Regions from separate parts of the Homo sapiens genome. Here region 1 is linked to region 2. A link is an interaction called in ENCODE POLR2A ChIA-PET data of the cell type or tissue named here. Cell type or tissue: OCI-LY7. All regions are shown on one strand.

The links. Peaks named below come from ENCODE experiments on the same cell type or tissue, not always from the same donor. Only the 100,000 strongest peaks of a DNase experiment are listed, where the experiment ranks them.
Region 1: POLR2A ChIA-PET joins it to region 2 with 6 read pairs; 2 of 35 experiments call an interaction of 5 or more read pairs at or near these places.

The regions. Positions count from the first base shown.
Region 1 is chr1:24,370,809-24,375,808 of GRCh38, forward strand. STPG1 (sperm tail PG-rich repeat containing 1) reads right to left here. Exons shown (of 9, transcript NM_001199013.2): 6 at 2,894-3,002. Among named protein-coding and RNA genes, the nearest start is that of STPG1, 40 kb to the right of the region's middle. In OCI-LY7, no CTCF peak of the experiment used is centred here; a DNase peak (open chromatin) is centred at 2,503; H3K4me3 peaks cover 635 bases; H3K27ac peaks cover 1,431 bases.
Region 2 is chr1:24,560,987-24,565,986 of GRCh38, forward strand. All of the region lies in intron 1 of NCMAP (non-compact myelin associated protein), which reads left to right. It also overlaps the pseudogene RPL26P8. Among named protein-coding and RNA genes, the nearest start is that of NCMAP, 7.4 kb to the left of the region's middle. In OCI-LY7, no CTCF peak of the experiment used is centred here; no DNase peak of the experiment used is centred here.

The sequences.
Region 1 (5,000 bases), 190 kb before region 2:
TGAGGCCTCATTATTTTACCCAGGCTGGTGTTGAACTTGTGAGCTCAAGCAATCCCCCCACCTCAGCCTCCCAAAGTGCTAGGACTACAGGTGTGAGCCATCATGCCCAGCTAACATGTATGTGTTGAGCACCACTATGTAGAGACTGGTCTGCTTGTCTCCAAAGCCCACACTTCCCCACCACACCACAATGCCCTGTCTCAAGAAACTGTGACAGAATAAAATGAATTTGTGTACAAAGCTTTAAGGAAGAAGAGAATGACCAAAACTGGGGTGAAGAGGAAGCGATCTCACCCCTAAGTTGTCAGTAGCCCTGTGAATGGATGTTCTCCACCACTCTATTCATATTAGCAATCAATTCAAAATAATCACAATTTTCAATAAGACAATACTGGCTCCTTAATTTATGGTACTATCATATAAGAATATACTATATATTTATTTAAAATGATGTTCCGAAAGGATTTTTACTAACATGAAAAGACGTTCCCAGTATCAGCCGGGTACGGTGGCTCACACCTATAATCCCAGCACTTTGGGAAGGCAAGGTGGGCAGAACACTTGAGGTCAGGAGTTTGAGACCAGCCTGACCAATATGGTGAGACACCATCTCTACTAAAAATATTTAAAAAATTAGCCAGGTGTGGTGGTGTGCACCTGTATTCTCAGCTGTTCTGGAGGCTGAGGCAGGAGAATCACTTGAACCCAGGAGGCGAAGGTTGCAGTGAGCCGAGATTGCACCGTTGCTCTCCAGCCTGGGCAACAGAGCGAGACTCCCTCTCAAAAAAAAAAAAAAAAATGTTCCCAGTATATGCTTAAATTTTTAAAGAAGCAGATGTCAGCAGCATTTACAATACTGGATAACTATCTCTCATATTCTCTGTTTTGTATATATATTTCTACTAAAAAGGTTATAGCAACACTTGAATTACAAAATACAGAAAACAATGAAAAGCAAAAGCAAGGAATAGAAGGCATTTATGCTGCCACTACCAGAGAGAGCCAGCCGCCAGGAAGCTGGGGTGGAGGGTGAGCTGAAGGTACCAGATATTGAACTAGATGAGCCTGGATTAAAATCCAGCTGTGGGGCTGGGCGTGGTTGCTCACACCTGTAATCCCAGCACTTTGGGAGGCCGAGGCAGACGGATCACTTGAGGTCAGGAGTTTGAGACCAGCCTGGCCCACATGGTGAAATCCTGTTTTTACTAAAAATACAAAAGTTAGCCGGGCGTGGCGGCGCATGCCTGTAATCCCAGCTACTTGGGAGGCTGAGGCAGGAGAATCACTTGAACCCGGGGGGCGGAGGTTGCGGTGAGCCGAGATCGTGCCACTGCACTCCAGCCTGGGTAACAGAGCAAGACTCCATCTCCAAAAAAACAAAACAAAACAAAACAAAAACAAAAAAATCCAGCTGTTGGACACTGGGCCTGTCACCTGCTTTTCTATCTCCTCTGCCTGTGAAGTGGGGATAAAAGAAGAAGAAGAGCTCACACTTTCTGAGCCCATGATTATGTGGTGAGTACCTGCTCCATGGGGCTTTGGAGCATTCAGTGAGATAATGAATGTAAGGCCCCTGGCACCCACGGGGAGCTTAACAGATGCTAGTACCCACACTTCCCCTCCTGTTCTGTGTTATAAGGGGCTGGGGGCTTCTCAGGATCCCCCCACCCCGGGAGGGAGCAGGAGCAGGGGCAGACTGTGGAGGTGCCCACATCCCAGGGCTCACTGGCAGGGACTCTGGCCAACCCCAGGGATGCTGGCTTTGTTCTTCTGTATAAATAGACAAGGTGGGGTTTTGCCCATGGATGATGCAAGGCAGGAGAGCATGAACTGGGGCTGAGCCTCCTAATTAGCGCTGGTTTTGTTATTCAGCTTCAGATTGATCTTTTCAACTTTAATCTGGATTTGCTGAAATCTCACATGCACTACAATTTTATCCACACCCCTCTGCAAGAGGCATGATTGCAGAAGCAAACCTTCCCTGCTCCTCCTCCTGCTTCTGGGGCCCAAGGTTCCTGGGGCAGCTCTGGTGCCCAGGGCTTCTGGGGTTGGGGTGTGGTCTGTGGGACCTATTTGGGATAATCTAATATAATAAGTGCTCCAGCACTGGAGGTCAGAGAGCACAGGAGAGGTGCAACACCCTTCCCCAAGGCCGGCAGGGGAAACACTTGCAGGAAAGCTCTTGTGTATTCCTGAATCTTGGAGGTTCCAGAAGGGACAATGGAATGATGGAGGACGTGGGCTCGTTAGTGAGACCCCTCTGGGCTTGTGTCTGCCATTTACTGGCTGTGTGACACTGGGCAAGTCATTTCAACTCTCTGAGCCTCCACTTCCTCATCTGAAAAGTAGGGCTAAGTGGATGAACCTATGACGGCAGACCTGCAAGACTGCATGGAAACCACTCACCGTGGAGTGGGTGCTCCGGAAACAGAGCTGCCTCCTCTGTTTTATGACTGGATGATGAAGTCACCTCTAGCATAGGAGAAAATGAACGTGGCAGCTCAGTGTTGAAGGAACAGGATGTATGGTCATGCCCTGTATCTCCTGCCCCTCCCCAGTGGCCCCTAATGGCAGCTGGGGTATACGAATGTGCACATTTCTGAGGTGAGAAGCCACTTCTCCACTTGGCTGCCCAGAGCAGGTATGCCAGATCATAAAAGGGGAGGCCAGGAAGCTGCTTTGGAGGCCCATTTCCAGAGCCAGCCATTGTCCTCCTGGTGGGGATTGCTGGCTGTCTTCTCACCTCTCCTCTTTGTTCAGTACCTGCCTGCTACTCCTCCCCACCCAAAGACTAAATCCTTCCAAAGACTCCCTGTGAAGAAGTAGGTGCCCTGCAAATCAAATCTGGGACACTTAACCCTTAGGTCAAGGCCAGTGCAAAGCAGCTGCTTACCTGGGGGAGGTCCTTTATCAGCAAAAGCGAAAGATCCTCTTTGGGTTTTTGACATAAACCCGGCTCGAGTACAGACGTTGTTTCTCTGCTTGCAGCAAGAGACAGAGGCCTAGGGGGAGAAAATACACCCAATGTACTCAGTACCTTTCCTTTCTTTGTCTTCGTCATCATGCCTGGACAAGTGGCAAATCTACGTAAAAAAAATCAAACCGAAACCTGTCCTTCTTAGCAAATGAACAGATGTGAGCTGTAAACGTCACACTGGCTGTGGCTTCCCTGTCATCCCAGCTCAAGTGGTCTATGAGTTTGTGATCCCTGGAAAATGCTGGTCACTCAACAAGGAACAGAACACACAGCTAGCTGCAGGGTGGCTTCCAGGCTCACTTCTGCTAAGGACAGGCTGTGTGGCCCCGCATCAGTTCTGTAACCTCTCTGAAACCCAGTTTTCTCATCTGTAAAACGGATTGGACAGTCAGCTCCACTTGCTGTGGAGTTCTGTCAGGGAGTGGGGGTGGCCCAGCAGAGATCACCGCTAGGAAAGTGTTTTTTTTTTTTGTTTTTTTTTTTTTTTTTCTGAGACAGAGTCTTGCTCTGTCTCCCAGGCTGGAGTGCAGTGGCGAGATCTCCACTCACTGCAAGCTCTGCCTCCCGGGTTCACGCCATTCTCCTGCCTCAGCCTCCGGAGTAGCTGGGACTATAGGTGCCTACCACCACGCCCAGCTAATTTTTTTGTATTTTTAGTAGAGACAGGGTTTCACCATGTTAACCAGGATGGCCTCGATCTCCTGACCTCGTGATCCGCCCGCCTCGGCCTCCCAAAGTGCTGGGATTACAGGCGTGAGCCACTGCGCCCAGCCGGAAAGTGTTTTTTTTTAAGTGTGTAATGCTACACCCGCAAATTATCTTCATTATTGTTGCTACTTTTTTTTTGTTTGTTTTTGGAGACTGAGTCTCACTGTGTTGCCCAGGCTGGAGTGCAGTGATGCCATCTCAGCTCACTGCAACCTCTGCCTCCCGGGCTTAAGCAATCATCCCACCTCAGTCTCCAGAATAGCAGGGACTTCAGGCACACGCCACCACACCTGGCTAATTTTTTGTGTTTTTTGTAGAGATGGGGTTTCACCATGTTGCCTAGGCTGGTCTTGAACTCCTAGACTCAAATGATCTGCCCACCTCGGCCTCCCAAAGTGTTGGGATTACAGGCGTGAGCCACTGCACCTGGTTTTCTACTATTTTTACTGTTTTCAGGACACGTAGTCCTACCCATCCCCATCCTCATTCCTAGGTGCATTGCTCACTGTTCAAACAGCCCTTCTATAAATGCAGCATTTGGGGCACACAAGAAAGTCGTATCATTTAAGATTGTGATCACATTTGCAAGCATTCCCTTGTCTCAACTTTCCTGAACTGACCAGAAATTAAGAATTCTGGCCAACTCACGAAATACATTTGAGAGTGCGCGATGTGTTCAGAACTCTAAAAATAATAGGAAAAAAACCCTGAGATCATTCTTCTGTTACACGTGAATCATAAATATTTTAAATGCCAATTTGCGGTCTCCTGTATTCATTGGAGAACAGAGGCAATACAAATTAAACCTGTGATTGCTGGGGATATTTGCTGAATGAGTGAAACTATTTGCTGGGGCCAGGATGGTTTGATTTGCTGTGATACTCCTTTGTCAAAAAAAATGTTTCTCGAGAAATGCAGATGGCATTTTGATTTTGTGTTTACAAAGGTGGAGGAATTTAGCTTTTCCCAGGGCCCTAATGGCTAGACGGCATGCAGAGAGGGCAAACAAAGAGACCAGATGGGACAGGTTAATTACTGGACACGGAGAGTTGGGGAGAGGAGCCAGGTTGCCGGAGAGAAGGTAATAACACATTACCAAGGAAGAGGACTCGAATATACAAGTGAGGGATGGTGGCAGCAAAGGCAGAGAAAGGCTTTGACAGACCTCAAAGCACAGTGTGGCTAACAGGATTACTGCATTTCTACTCCTCACCAGTTGACTCAACCATTGTTCTCCTGGCCTGAAAAAAAGCCACCTGTAGACAAAACAGCACTTCAGCTTTATTTTTCACCCAGACAGAAAAGCAACTGAAAA
Region 2 (5,000 bases):
TTCCCTGAGCCTGGGGCGATTTTGCCTTCATGGGACCCATGCCCCATAAGAAATATTTAAAATCATCCCGGCGCAGTGGCTCATGCCTATAATCCCAGCACTTTGGGAGGCCGAGGAGGGCGGATCACCTGAGGTCAGGAGTTCAAGACCAGCCTGGCCAACATGGGGAAACACCATCTCTACTAAAAATACAAAAAAAAAAAAAAAAAAAATAGCTGGGCACGGTGGCGAGCACCTGTAATCTCAGCTACTTGGAAGGCTGAGGCAGGAGAATCACTTGAATGGGGGAGGCGGAGGTTGCAGTGAGCCGAGATCGCACCACTGCCCTCCAGCCTGGGTGACAAGAGTGAAAGTCTGTTTCAAAAAAAGAAAAAGAAATACTTACAGTGATATTTATATGACTGCATGGGTATATCAAAACATCTTCTTCAACCTGAAAGTCGCTTTTTCCTCTGGATTTTAAAAGAAATAAAAACATTTTTTGTGGGACCCTAAAAGTAATCTGGGCATCATGCCACCTGCACCTAATGGAGACGTGGGTCCTCCAGCTAACAAGCACAGGGATGAAACTCCAGCCAGGCCCTTCACTGTGGAAGCTCTAACCTCACAGTACTGCCTTGAGCAAGAAAGAAGGAAGGGAGGGGCCGGGCGCGGTGGCTCATGCCTGTAATCCCAGCACTTTGGGAGACTGAGGCGGGCAGATCTCCTGAGGTCAGGAGTTCCAGGCCAGCCTGGCCAACATAGTGAAACCCTGTCTCTACTTAAAATAAAAAATTAGCCAGGTGTGGTGGTACACACCTGTAATCCCAGCTACTTGGGATGCCGAGGGAGGAGAATCGCTTGAACCTGGGAGGCAGAGGTTGCAGTGAGCTGAGATCATGCCACCGCACTCTACTCTGGGGGACAAGAGCGAGACTTCGTCTCAAAAAAAAAAAAAAAGAAAAAGGAGGGAGGGACAAAGAACTGGAGAAGGAGACCAGTTATCCAAAATCTGAACACCTTTAATGATATTAATAGTTCTTGCTGGAAAATGAAACTTGGTTTTTTGTTTCTTTGCCTTGCTGCTTTTTACCTCAACTTTTTAAGATCCATGCCTACTCAATCCTCCTTCTTTGAAATTCTGAATGTTCTGCCTCCTAAGGGTAACTGGTTTGCCCAGAGGATGAAAAGCAATTCATTTATCTTTTTTCTAAGCAGCTCCAAGTTCCTACCTAATTCCCAGTAACAGCGTCATTCGTCACAATAATAACAAGAATAATTAACATTTTTGAGAGCCTTTAATGTGCCAGGCATTCTACGAATCACTTTGCAGCCTTGTCTCCTGATAAGCCTCAGGAACCCTATAAATGAGTGCTATTATCATCTCCATCTTGCAGATGAAGAAACTGAGGCTTGGAAAGACTAAGTGAGTTGCCCAGCTGGCAGTGCCAACATGGATCCACGTCTGTTAGTTTGTTGTCAGACTGTAACCTCCCTGAGGGTGAGGACTGTGCCCGGTTCCCCACTGTCTCCCTATCACCCAACACAATGCCCGCTACATACCAGCTTTCCATGTGGAATGAACAAATGCTTGACAGACCCCGGAGCCTGAACTCTTACCCTTTCCACTATTCTGCCCTTCAGGGAAACTCACCTGCTTCAGGTCCCCTGCTCTTTGTCTTGAAACAATCACTGCCTGTCACTTTGGTGCAGATATTGGCAGCTACAGCCATGCTGGAGTGAGGAATTATAAAAACAGGCAAGGGATCAGGCATTGACTTCTCCACTAATGCCCCTACAGTCCCACCCCCACACCCACCCCCAGCTGGGGGAAACTCCCAAGCAGAGTCTACCTCCTGCTGAGCCTGCTTCTCTCTGGGAACTTAAAGGTGAACTTGGCAGAGTGCCAGGCAGAAAAGCCAAGGAAGCTTCCTGCCCTGGGGCTCATCCCTTCCCCCTCCTTATGCCCTTTCTCCAGGGCACATTACCAGACAGAGAGCTGGCATCCCTGGGGGGGGACAGGAACTCACCTGCCAAAATAATTAGACACTTGAGAAGTGCAGCTACTACAAAAGAAAGATAAATCAAACCACATATGCCATTCAGAGCAGAATTACCGAAGCAGATGGACCAAGATTTTAAAGTAAAGCATGATTATACTTAAGGAGATAAAGGAAGAAATTCATGAAATAATACAAGAACAAAAAGTCACAGGCACTTCCCTTTCTCAGCTATCACTGAAGCAACGGTGGCCAAAATGAAATTCAGTGACTTGGCCGGGCAAGGTGGCTTGCGCCTGTAATCCCAGCAATTTGGGAGGCCGAGGCAGGCAGATGACCTGAGGTTGGGAATTCAAGACCAGCCTGACCAACGTGGAGAAACCCCGTCTCTACTAAAAATACAAAATTAGCTGGGCGTGGTGGTGCATGCCTGTAATCCCAGCTACTTCAGGAGGCTGAGGCAGGAGAATCACTTGAACCTGGGAGGCGGAGGTTGCGGTGAGCCGAGATCACGCCATTGCACTCCAGCCTGGGCAACAATAAAGAAACTTCTTCTCAAAAACAACAACAAAAAAAAAAAAAAAAAAGAAAGAAAAAGAAATTCAGTGACTTCTGAAAGTCAAGAAATCTTTGTGACTCTCACAAGAACCATAAGCGGTATTTTAACGCAGCTTCCCATATTTACAGGAAGATTATGTCTTCTTTTTCCAAAGAGCTGAGACAGAAATATAATGTTCGGTCCATGCCCATCTGAAAGGATGAAGAAGCTCAGTTTGCACAAGGACACTATAGAGGTCAGCAAATTAGCAAAGTAGTCCAAGTTTATGGGAAGAAATACGTTGTCTGCACTGGACATATGCAGCGGGAGAAGGCTGGCCATTTGCCCCAGCAGGGCTCTTAACCCTGAACAAAGACTGAGATCCTTGAGCCAAAAGCTAAATCTCACCAAGTAGGAACAGAAAAGGCCAAATACAAGGAAAATGCAATTGGGAAGATGTAGGAATAAAGTAATCTTACATACATCTTTCATTAAAAAACTGCTGCAATGAACAGGAAAAAAAGTCATAAGAGAGAATCAAGCCAAAACATTAGCTATGAAAAATTTAAGATTTAAAAAATAAAAGACATAATAGATGGCCTGAATATCAGGATGGATACAACTGAAGAATTTGCGAGTAGATAGGATGATCAGATTGAGAATTATCCCCAAAAGCAACAGGGAAAGAAACAGAGACAACACATAGAAAAGAGAAGCTGAGAGAGGCCAGGCGCAGTGGCTCACGCCTGTAATCCCAGCACTTGGGGAGGCTGAGGCAGGCAGATCATTTGAGATCAGGAGTTTGATACCAGCCTGGCCAATATGGTGAAACCCCATCACTACTAAAAATACAAAAATTAGCTCGGTGTGGTGGTGGGCGCCTGTAATTCCAGCTACTCGGGAGGCTGAGGCAAGAGAAGAATCACTTGAACCCGGGAGACTGGAGGTTGCAGTGACCTGAAATCACGCCACTGCACTCCAGCCTGGGCAACAGAGTGAGATTCTGTCTCAAAAAAAAAAAAAAAAAAACAAAAAAAAACCTGAGAGAGATGGAGAGTATACGTATGATTCCCAAAAGGAAAGAAAAATAAAAGTGGAGATGAGGAAATAAATAATTGACGAAATAATGGAGATTTAAATGTTCCAAAAATGTTTTTTAAATGAGTACAGATTGAAAGAGCTCATAGAGTAACCAACAGTAGAAAAGAATAAGGAAAAATTCACACATAGGTATCAGGGGGAAATTAAGAATATGAAAGACCAGGAAGAAGAGCAGGGAGAAATAACAGATGGCGTACAGAGGAACAAGAACTGGGTTGGCATTATTCTTCTCAACAGCAATACCCGATAAAGTCAAAGAAGTGATGTCACTAGTAATTTAAAAAAAAGAACTCTTTCAATCCAGAATTTTAAAGCCAGCCAATTTGTCATTCAAACATGAGGTCATAATAAAAATATTCTTAGGCAAATAAAGCCTCAGAAGGTGGAATACACAAAGACCCACATTGAAAATACTCTTGCAGGAAATAAATAATGAAAGAAATGTTCAGGAGATCCTGCAAGAACTGTGGGAAGTCAGGCTTCAGTGCAAGAAATAGAAGCAGTATTTGGCATTTTAGGCAGGAGGGGATTTTATACACCTTTTTTTTTTTTTTTAATGTAGGAAAGGCTAGAGGCTCCCAAAATACTGCAAAACTGGCCAGACTGGGGAGCTACAGCATCTGCCATAACCAGGAAAGTGGAGGAATCTCAAGGCTGCCCTGGAGGTTGAAACTGAACTTGACAGGGAACTGTTGAATTCAAGGACACATACATCCTGGATCCAGGGACCTGGAAGCTGATACACTGTAACTGCCCAGATATTGGAACCCAGAGTCTGGGTACCAATGTCACTGCAACACTTGTTCTCTTTTCAACAAGGAGAGAGTGAGTCCTAGGCTTGGACAGGTTGGGAGGTGACATTGTCTAGCTAGAATTTAATGACATTGATCTATTTCATCTAATTTATTTCATTGTTACCTTCTATTAATGGCAAGTGACACTGGCCATTTTTAGAAGTGATAGAAGATTGTGTGTGTGTGTGTGTGTGTGTGTGTGTGTGTGTGTGTGTGTTTTGAGACAGTCTTACTCTGTCACCCAGGCTGGAGTGCAGTGGCGTGATCATGGCTCACTGCAGCCTCCACCTCCTGGCTCAATCAATCCACCCACCTCAGCCTCTTGAGTAGCTGAGACTACAGGTGCACACCATCATGCCTGGCTAATTTTTGCATTTTTTTTGTAGAGATGGGGTCTCACTCTGTTGCCCAGTGATATGGTTAGGCTTTGTGTCCCCACACAAATTTCATCTTGAATCATAGTCCCCTTAATCCCCACTTGTCAAGGGAGAGACCAGATGGAGGTAATTGAATCATCGTGGTGGTTTCCTCCATGCTGTTCTCGTGATAGAGTGAGTTCTCATGAGATCTGATGGTTCTGTAAGGGGC